2 separate regions of the Homo sapiens genome follow, and region 1 is linked to region 2. Evidence: chromatin contacts called from ENCODE Hi-C data. All regions are on one chromosome and are shown on one strand. Each heading gives the region's core, a stretch centred on a gene start or an enhancer-like site at or near the end of the contact. The rest is flanking DNA. Distances are from core to core; before and after follow the strand shown.

Region 1 (5,350 bases), core at 710-3,209, 870 kb before region 2:
AAATCCCGTCTCTACTAAAAATACAAAAAATTAGCCAGGCAAGGTGGCGCGCACCTGTAATCCCAGCTATTTGGGAGGCTGAGGCAGGAGAATTGCTTGAACCTGGGAGGCAGAGGTTGCAGTGAGCCAAGATCACACCACTGCACACCAGCCTGGGTGACAGAGCAAGACTCCGCTTCAAAAAAAAAAAAAATCTAAACCTCATATTAGCATTCAAAATTCGTATCTATTTAAAGACTGGAATAAGTTGGCATGAATTTACCTTCCTAGCTCAACCTCTGGTTCTGGGGACCCTACCCTTGCACCAATACAGCTCTGCTCTACCTGCTTCCTCTGCTCAGTACCCTCAAGACTGCAGACTGGACACCAACCCATTCATTCCTAGATGTACTGATGAGTCCCGCCCACTCCTTCCTCCCACACCCATACTTACCTCTGTGCCCACTCTCTCATGCTTAGTATAAGCCCTGGATCACCTAACTTCCCCTCACATCCTCAACTCTGCTTCACCTTGCTTGCCATCTAGACATCTCTGGATGCCTGGACATCAACCCAGCCTGGCAATCTCAACTTACTTTGTGGCTATTGCTTGGGTGCAAACTGAAACCCCAGGCTCTGGCCACAACTTCGCCTTCTGGAATCACAGCATCCCTATATGGCACTAGTCTGAATTTAAACTCTAAACTACTATTAACCAGTCCAGAGTTGTTGCCAACAGGTTGTACTCTTGGCTTCACTGGTTCTGTCTGCCCAAGGTGCTAATAACACTCAATGCCCACTGAGAAGACAACAAGGTCCACGGCCATGCTCATACCCACCTCAGCAGAGTCTAAAATGTGAATCGCCCCAATGATCACTTTTAACCTTGTGACGTCTCCTAGCTTCTTCCACATCTTTTCAAAGGATCATATCCCCCTCCTCTATTTTTCCTTCTGAAGACTTGAAAAATCATTTAAGCAGAACTTTACATCAACACATTGAATGGTTTACCAATATTCAATGTAGGGAATGGGCAGAGGCAGCGAGGAACACTGAGGAAGTTAAGAGAGTTAACGTGGATCCAATAATGGGAGAATGGGAGCTGCTGTCAGAGATGTCAGGGGAGCGGGAAGGGCTGTCAGAAGGGCCAAGAGGCTCGGATGATGTATAGAACTGATAGGGAAATGAATTGGAGAAGATGGAAATGCTGACCTGGAGATCGGAATGGAAAGCTGGAGTAGAATGAAAGACTGATGGGTCTGAAAGCAGAGTGGGCGTCAAGCTGGAATGATGGACCCAGGTGTATGTGCGGGGAAACAGGGGACTAAGGGAGACGGAACTTCGAAATGAACGACCTCGGGCAGCCCCCACCCGAGCTCTGGGCCTCAGTGTCCGAGTCTGCACGGTGAGGACTGGACGCTCCTGCGGCTCCGGGAATAGGGCCCGCTGGTGCAGCCTGGGCGTGTCGTGGGAGCCGAGGCGCGAGGCCCGGGCTGGGGATGAGGGGCTGAGGGGCGCGGGAGGGATGCAGAGAGGATGCGGTGAAGTGCGAAGATCTCGCCCCGGTCCCGGCGGGGCGTGGGCGGCGTGAAACGCCATACACCAGGCTGAGAGGCCCGGGTCCGGCCGAGCGGTCTGAGGAGCAGGTGGGTGTGGGTGTGGGTGTGGGCGCGAAGGGCTGAGGGCGTGGGCGTCCGCGCCTTACCAGAGATTGGAAGCGAGGTTCTGGGCACCGAGCGGGGGACGCGGCCGGATACCGGGCCGCTCAGCACCGCCAGCAGCAGTAGCGGGAAGGGCGAGGCTGTAGGCTGCCCGGGACCCGGGCGGGGCCGCGCAGCAGAGGCCGGCATCTTTGGCTCCGCCTGGCCGCGGGTGCGGCGCAAGCTACGGCCTCTGCTCAGGGCCCCGGGGCTACTGGCCTCGGCCCCACTCGGGTCCTCTCGGCTCGGTCCGGCTCAGCCTGAGGCTGAGGGATGAAACACCGCCCGGCTCCGCCCCCTCAGAAAGGGGCCAATGGTCGGGCCTCCTTCTTCCTCCAGCCAATCGGGATTGAGTGAAGGCGGGGCTGAGGGGAGGAGAGGCCTAACCCAGGCAGAGGCGGAGCTAGACCCAGGTGAAGGTGGGAGTTCTGCCTCGGAAGTGCGCTGGGGCTGCCACTCAGGGACCTCGAGTGGCGAGTTTGCTCCGGCCACTCCAAAAACTCAAACGCCCATAGCTGTACTAATAAGGAAAACTTACTAATAAGAGGACGTGGATACACGCACCAAGTTTCTCAAAATTAATACTTTGCAAGCATTTAAGGACGGCTGCCTATGTGCTGGGCAGGCACAGTGTAACGCGCGCGCGCACACACACACGCACACACACACACACACACACACACACGATTATACAGAAAATACTAAAAATCACGGCCCTTGCCCTAGGGAGTTCACACTGTAATGGGGCTTCCAAATGTAAGCAAATAACTGCAAATAGATAATTGCAATACGAAGCAATGCACGTTTGCTATAATAACGTGCAATAAGTGTGCAGAAGGGCCAGGTTTTGCCAGAGGAAATCAGGAAGGCCTCACAGAAGAGGTGACATTTGAACTGATTCTTCTAGGGTTGGTAGGCCTTTGAGGGCGAGGAACAAAGACTGCCTATGGGCATATCCACTTGGATATCCTATAAACAAGGCAAGCATAGGTCCTGAGGATAACTCACTATCTCCTCCATCCCAACCCTAGCTCCTTCTTTTTTTTTTTTTTTTTTTTTTTTTGAGACGGAGTTTCGCTCTGTCGCCCAGGCTGGAGCGCAGTGGCGCGATCTCGACTCACTGCAAGCTCCGCCTCCCGGGTTCACGCCATTCTCCTGCCTCAGCCTCCCAAGTAGCTGGGACTACAGGCGCGCGCCACCATGCCCGGCTAATTTTTGTATTTTTAGTAGAGACGGGGTTTCACCGTGTCAGCCAGGATGGTCTCGATCTCCTGACCTCGTGATCCGCCCGTCTCGGCCTCCCAAAGTGCTGGGATTACAGGCGTGAGCCACCGCGCCCGGCCCCTAGCTCCTTCTTCAAGCACTTAGTCTGCACTTAGTAGGTAGTCTTTGCTTTCTCCTCTTTCACCCCCATTGTATTAGTTATTTAGGCTGCAAAACAAATGTAACAAATTAACCTCAGAATTTGGTGGCTTAAAACAAACAAACAAAAGACATGGTCCCTGAATTCGAATTGCTTAGCCTGGAGGGAAAATCAGACATTTGGAATAAACTTTTATTATCTCTCACAATCTCTCTGCGTCAGAAATTTAGGAGTAGTTTAGCTAGGTGGTCTGGCTTCCAGTCTCTCACAAGATTACAGTCCAGATATCAAACGGGGCAGCAGTCCACTGAAGGCTTGCCTGGGGCTGGAGGATCCACTTCCAAGATGGCGGACTTCCATGCCTGCCAAATTGGTAGTGGCTGTTGGCAGTAAGTGAAGGTTGTTCTCCACATGAATTTCTCCATGGGGCTGCTTGAATGTCTTCACAAAATGGGGTGACTTCCTCAGAGCAAGTGATCCAAAAGAACAAGGCAAAAGAGCAAATGATATATTTGTGACCTAGCCTCAGAAGTAACACACAATCTCTCGGCCATATTCTACTTGTCACACAGGGCAGCCCTGATGCACTGTGGAAGGGGACTTCACCAGGTGGTACAGGGATTTCACTGGGAATACAAGGATTTCAGCCTCCTTTCTTGGAGACTAGCTACCATGCCCATATGTAAGAAATCACTATGTCCTTATAAATCTGACTAAAAAGTAACTTAAATCCATCCTTTTCTTTCCATTATCATCATAGTTCAGGACATCATCATCATTCACCTGGACTGTGTGATAATTTCATTTAAAAAACAAAAACCTAGCCTCCAGTCCCTCCCCTTCCAGACTGCCATCAGGATAATCTTTCTAAAGTGCAAGTACTAGTTCTAGTTTGTTCTTTCAACAGTTATTAAGGGCCTAATATGTGCCAGGCATTTTACTAAGTACTAGAGATAAGATTAAGACATGGTCCGTTGGCTGGGCATGGTGGCTCATGCCTGTAATCCTAGCACTTTGGGAGGCTGAGGCAGGAGGATCACTTGAAGACGAGTTCGAGACCAGCCACGTCAACATAGCAAGACCCTGTCTCTGCAAAATAATAATAATAGCAAGGCCTGGTGGCACACACCTGTAGTCTCAGCTACTTGGGAGACTGAAGCAGGAGGATCACTTGAGCCCAGGAGTTCAAGGCTGCAGGGAGCTACGATCACACCATTGCACTCTAGCCTGCCAAAAAAAAAAAGCCATTGTCCTTGAATTCAAATTGCTTAGCCTAGAGGGAAAATCAGGCATTTGGGATCAGTACTTCTAATCTTCTCTCTGAAATCTTCTTTCTAAAACCAACCTCAACACAATGGAACCCCTGCCCCCCGTCTGAGTTTCTTCCTCTAGCCCACTATATGCCTTTCCTAAGCTGCTTCTCAGCAGTCTAGTCTAGGCCTTAGTCCCTTCTCTGAACATGACTTATTGGTTGTCTTTTGATTTTTTTAATATTTTTTCAATTTTTTTCACAAAACATACAATAAGAGGTTCTTATTGTGCAACCTAATTGCACTTAAGTACATGCATTCATGTACCCAATGTACATATTAGTGAGTTAAATTTTTAACAAAGTCATACTTACATTATATTTATCTTTACTTCAGGAGCTAAATTCTCATTTTTTTCCCTATCATGTTGCATTTTATTCTATTCCATTTTTTTAAATGCTGGTTGCAGCCCACTAAATTGATTTTACTATTCATTAATGAGTTGAGATCCCCACTTTGAAAAAAAAAATCACTGTTCTATGTAGTCTCATTCATACTAATTTAGTTAATAATGATTTTCTAAATCTACATTTCTAGGCCATATCTTTCTCTTCAGCTTCTGACACACACATCCAAGTGCCTAGTGGACATTTCCACACAGTGTAACCACAGGCACCTTGATTTCAATATGTCCAAAACTGAACTATCGTCCCCACCCTCATAGCATCCTGGTAATTGTGTGGATGCTAAAACCAATGTTCCCCATAGCACTACTGTCTTTCCAGCTGTCTAAGCCAGAGACTTTGCATTTGTTTATTCAATAAGTATTCATTGAATGCCTACTATGTTCTAGGCCCTGTCATTTTGGATTCCTCTTAATCAAATCAATCATAAAGGCCTGTTAATTTTAACTCCTAAATACTTCCTCCCACATCTCCGCATCCCCTCTGCCAATACCCTAATTCAAACAACTATCTTCTCTTGCCTGGGCTCCTTCCTACTCTTGTCTTGTCCCTATGCCCTGCTGCCACCACCCCAATTTCAGCCCCCAATCCATT
Region 2 (4,933 bases), core at 2,340-4,839:
GCTCCACCTCCCAGGTTCATGCCATTCTCCTGACTCAGCCTCCTGAGTCCTGCCACTTCGCCTGGCTAATTTTTTGTATTTTTGGTAGAGACGGGGTTTCACCCTGTTAGCCAGGATGATCTCGATCACCTGACCTCGTGATCGGTCTTCCCCTGCCTCCCAAAGTGCTGGGATTACAGGCGGGAGCCACGGCGCCCGGCCCTGCTGCCGCTTTTAAGGGCCAAAGAAGGGATTAAAGAGCCTTCTTTTGTAACTTGGTTGAACGGCAAAGTTCGTTGACTGCCCATTGTAGGAAAGGATGTGGTCCAAGGCTCTTCTCTTTTAGTTTCTTCTCCTTGAATCCTACCTTCTTTGGGCTGGGCCAGGTTGGACTTGGATCTCTCTTCTGCTCTCCTTTTTTTAACCCCTTGATTTTAGGCATCGTTTCTGGGCCAAGCCTTGATCTTGCATTTTTACATTTGTGGATATTCCTTCTTGTCAACTTCCAGAGCAGGAGTCTTCTTTTCAGTGTCCGGATGTTTGGAATACGGACTCTGCTTATGAGAAGCAAACACCAGAGAGGTAGAAGACAAGGCTGACTGCAGACCTTCCCTCTTCTAGCCTTTGGTCACATTTCTTTTGCCCATGGTTTGCTACCTCTGGCTCCTTGGGCCACACAGACACCCTGCCATCCTGCTCTTTTATACGTGAGAAGCATTCAGGATACTTTCTTTCTTCTCACATAAGGGGATCCAGTATGGCAGTTACTTTTAGCCTCCTCTCTCTTGCAAACAGCCACTATAGAATCTTGGGCCTTTGGGATATCCTGTCAGCCATGCTTGGGTGCAAGGGCTAGGCAAAATGAAGAATTTAAGCATTTAGTGGAGAATAGGAAACAGGCAAGTTGAGGGTACAGGGAAAAAGAGATTTGTGTGGATTTTTTGGTTTATGTGACAAACAATTCGACACACTTATTTTGTATTAATAGAACATAGAATTTAATATTTTTTATGTAGCTAGTCCAGAACTTCCATTACTTCTGTACACTGAAGAAAATAATCATAATATTCTTTTTCCATTATGTTTTATGTCATATTACCTCATTTATGTTATTCATTAGTATGTCTGGTTACTTTCTAGGAACCCTATTCCGCCTAGGTCTGGATTTTCTTGTGTCAACTATAACTGAGTTTGTTCTCACCCCAATGTTGTGTCTTTTAGCAAATTGAAAGTGTAAGCCCAATACAGCTTTTCTAGCTTCTGAAAGATTTATGTCACGTTTTGTATCTTGTCATGTCTATAGACATTTGTAACATTTGTAGTTTTGGGCTACTATACACCTATTGGAATTTTTCATGCATTTCAGAAAAACATTGTATTATTTATTTATTTATTTCGTGATACAGAGTCTCGCTCTGTTGCCCAGGCTGGAGTGCAATGGCACAATCTTGGCTCACTGCAACCTCCGCCTCCCATGTTCAAGCCATTCTCCTGCCTCAGCCTCCCAAGTACCCTGGACTACAGGTATGAGCCACCACGCCCAGCTAATTTCTGTATTTTTAGTAGAGATAGGATTTTACCATGTTGGCCAGGTTGATCTCTAACTCCTGACCTCAAGTGACCTGCCCGCCTCGGCCTCCCAAAGTGCTGGAATTACAGGCATGAGCCACCATGCCCGGCCACAATATTTTACAATTTAATGTCAAATTTGAATGTGGGCTGGGCGCAGGGGCTCACGCCTGTCATCCCAGCACTTTGGGAGGCCGAAGAGAGCAGATGACTTGAGGTCAGGAGTTCAAGACCAGCCTGGCCAACTTGGTGAAACCTTGTCTTTACTAAAAATACAAAAATTAGCCGGGCATGGTGGCACACGCCTGTAGTCGCAGCTACTCAAGAGGCTGAGGCAGGAGAATTGCTTGAACCCAGGAGGCAGAGGTTGCAGTGAGCTGAGATCGCGCCACTGCACTCTAGCCTGGGTGACAGAGAGAGACTCCATCTCAACAACAACAACAACAAATAATTAAATGTTCCTAATTGTAGGTTTGTTATGTTCTGCTATCCTGTCTTTTTCTTTTTCCAATGAACAATTTATGAATATTGACACATTTTTAATGATGTGGAAATTTTCAGAATTGTAAATGTTTATGTATTTAAAACTGGTTGGAAAAGTACTGTCTCAAAAATGTTAATAAAGCTAGCAGTCTAGCTTTATTAATATTCATTTATTCAATAGCTCTGACCTTTCTTATCCTTGGTTTACCCAGCTCTGAAATGGTTGCAAAGATTACTAAAAATATATGTAAGTTACTTTCATAAATTAGAAACTAAGAAGTAAAAATTACTTTCAAAAATCTGCCATTGGCCAGGTGCGGTGGCTCAAGCCTGTAATCCCAGCACTTTCGGAGGTCGAGGAGTGCTGATCATGAGGTCAAGACATCGAGACCATCCTGGCCAACATGGAGAAACCCTGTCTCTACTAAAATACAAAAAATTGGCTGGGAGTCGTGGCATGCACCTGTAGTCCCAGCTACTCAGGAGGTTGAGGCAGGGAGAATTGCTTGAACCCGGGAGGCGGAGGTTGCAGTGAGCTGAGATGGCACCACTGCACTCCAGCCTGGTGGCAGAGTGAGACTGGGTCTCAAAAAAAAAAAAAAAAAGTCTGCAATCATAATTACTTACAGTTTAATCTGGAATTTAGTACTCTATTCTATTTTCAAAGCTGCTATAGGGTATGCTGTCCTTTGTAGTTCCACTTTTAGCAGAATTGAACGTTTTTCTAACGGGTACAGATCTTTATGCTTGAGACTGTGTGGAAACCTTGGACTTGAGCTCCACTCTCAGTTATTTTTTGTATTTGCTAAAACTTAAATACATTCTGTCCACCTCTAGCATGATACCTGGTATGTGATAGGAACCCAATAAAAGTTTGGCTTTGATGGGAGTGTATGTTTCTACATTATTTTTGGAGGGTAATTAGGTAGTATCTTTCCAAATTTTAAGTTTGTATGTGTTTCATTCCAGACATTCTACTTCTAGGAATTTAGATATAGTTGTATATATGTATAAGGATGTTCACATTGCAGCATTGTCTGTAACAAGATTTGAAAAGAACCTGAAAACAACTAAAGGTCCATTAATATTGAACTGGCTAAATACGTTATGGTACTTTTAATTATGTTACTCATAAGCAAGTAAATTGCCTATAGCCATTAAAAATAGAATCTATGTATGCATAAATTGACTGGGATAATCAGTGTTTAAGGTATACTGTAGAATATGTACAGTTACTCCTTTTGTATAAAAATAGAGGATATACATATATGTGAAAGTAAATATGTATACAAAATATGCAAAATGTGAATGTAAGCGCTGGTAAATATCTAGAAGAACACACAAGGAACCGGGGCGTGGGGCGGATCGGGCAGAGGGACTTCCCTGTGCCTCACTGTTTGAATTCTGAAGGGTGCATACACGCCCTTATTGACCTGTGCTACTGGCCTCTGGCTAAAGAGGGCGCTGTAGCCACCAAAGTCCTGTTTACAGATCAGGAGTCTCAGTAAGCCAGCGTGGCTACGCCATCACGACCGGCGGTGGCACATGCGCAATAGCGAGACGCTGGAGCGCGGCGTAGGTGGCTGCCGAGTCTTTTCCTGTTTAGGGTCTTATCCTGGCATTGAGGGCGCCGGACTGGCGCTTTTGGCCGACTTGGCATTGGGTGGGCGGCTTCTTGGGACCCACATGAGCCAGTGGCATCATCCCCGCAGTGGCTGGGGCCGGAGACGCGACTTTTCAGGACGCTCCTCAGCCAAGAAGAAGGGCGGAAACCACATCCCCGAAAGGTAGTATGTCTTGGTCCCTTGGCGTGGCCTTTCCAGCTCGTGGCTTCTGGGTCTGGGCTTCATCGTTTGTGGTCTCTGCCTCTCGCCGTTGCCATCGCAAGCTTGACTTGTCCGCCGCTTGCTTTGAGGCTTTGACCCTCTGCGCCACCCGCTGTAGCTGAAAGGGGCGATGTCTGTGATGTCCTGTGATTTCTCCATATTCTTGTAAAAGGGAGGTTCTGGCCATTGCTCTTAGGTAAAATACGGAAGGATTGCTTTAAGGTGGGACTGTTACTGTTGGGGACACTCCTTAATTCCCAAAATGGAACCTCCTCAATTCCTTGTTACGTTGGCACGGAAAGTGTAATGGTTTGAGTTAGGAACCCAGCAGTAGTAGCGCCCTGAGATCTCACATGGAAAGTTGGTTTGTATTGTTTCCAGAAATCACAAAGAGCATACTTTGTTACTTCCTAACAGGCCTCATTTGAAAGATAACTCCTTTATACGTACAAATGATTAATTTTGAGACTTTGCACGTAGGTGCATTGAACTGTTTTTACTCCTTGAGACCATCCTCCACCATCTCATACCTCAATAAATCCTCTTCATTTTATCTACTATCTTTTGACTGTCACTTTCTGTCAGTACCCTAATACAGGTCTTGCCTGACTTATTGCAGTGGGGTTCTAATTAGTGAATCTCCTGTTTGTTTTCTTCCAATCCGTTTTTTTGTTTTTGTTTTTGGGATGGATTTTTGCTCTTCTCCGCCAGGCTGGAGTGCAATGGTCCAATCTCGGCTCACTGCAACCTCCGCCTCCCGGATTCAAGCGATTCTCCTCCCTCAGCCGCCCAAGTTGCTGGGATTACAGGCGCCCGCCACCACACCCGGCTAATTTTTTTTGTATTTTTAGTAGAGATGGGGTTTCACCATGTGGGTCAGGCTGGTCTCGAACTCCTGACCTCAGGTGATCCACCTGCCTCAGCCTCCCAAATTGCCGGGATTAACAGACGTGAGCCACCGCGCCCGGCCAGTTCCTAGCATTATTAAGTGAAGTTCACAGTCCCTCTTCTAGCAGGTTTTCTCTTAAAATATGAACTTGAAGTTTCCTACTAATTGAACTTTATGGCATCAGTCG

The links. Hi-C counts contacts between places; a loop is a spot of excess contacts on that map. Pooled maps may share reads with other maps.
Region 1: a pooled map shows a loop between it and region 2 (9-fold over the local background). The contact joins the promoter of SEMA4F here to the promoter of DUSP11 in region 2. A Hi-C loop is called at or near these places in 5 of 50 pooled maps.

Annotation. Positions count from the first base shown.
Region 1 is chr2:74,650,856-74,656,205 of GRCh38, reverse strand. It overlaps SEMA4F (ssemaphorin 4F), which reads right to left and starts at 1,959. Exons shown (of 14, transcript NM_004263.5): 1 at 1,685-1,959. The coding sequence starts at 1,829. RefSeq lists a silencer at 1,683-2,112.
Region 2 is chr2:73,778,759-73,783,691 of GRCh38, reverse strand. It overlaps DUSP11 (dual specificity phosphatase 11), which reads left to right and starts at 3,589. Exons shown (of 9, transcript NM_003584.3): 1 at 3,589-3,818. The coding sequence starts at 3,718. RefSeq lists enhancers at 3,618-3,687, 3,768-3,817, 3,948-4,097.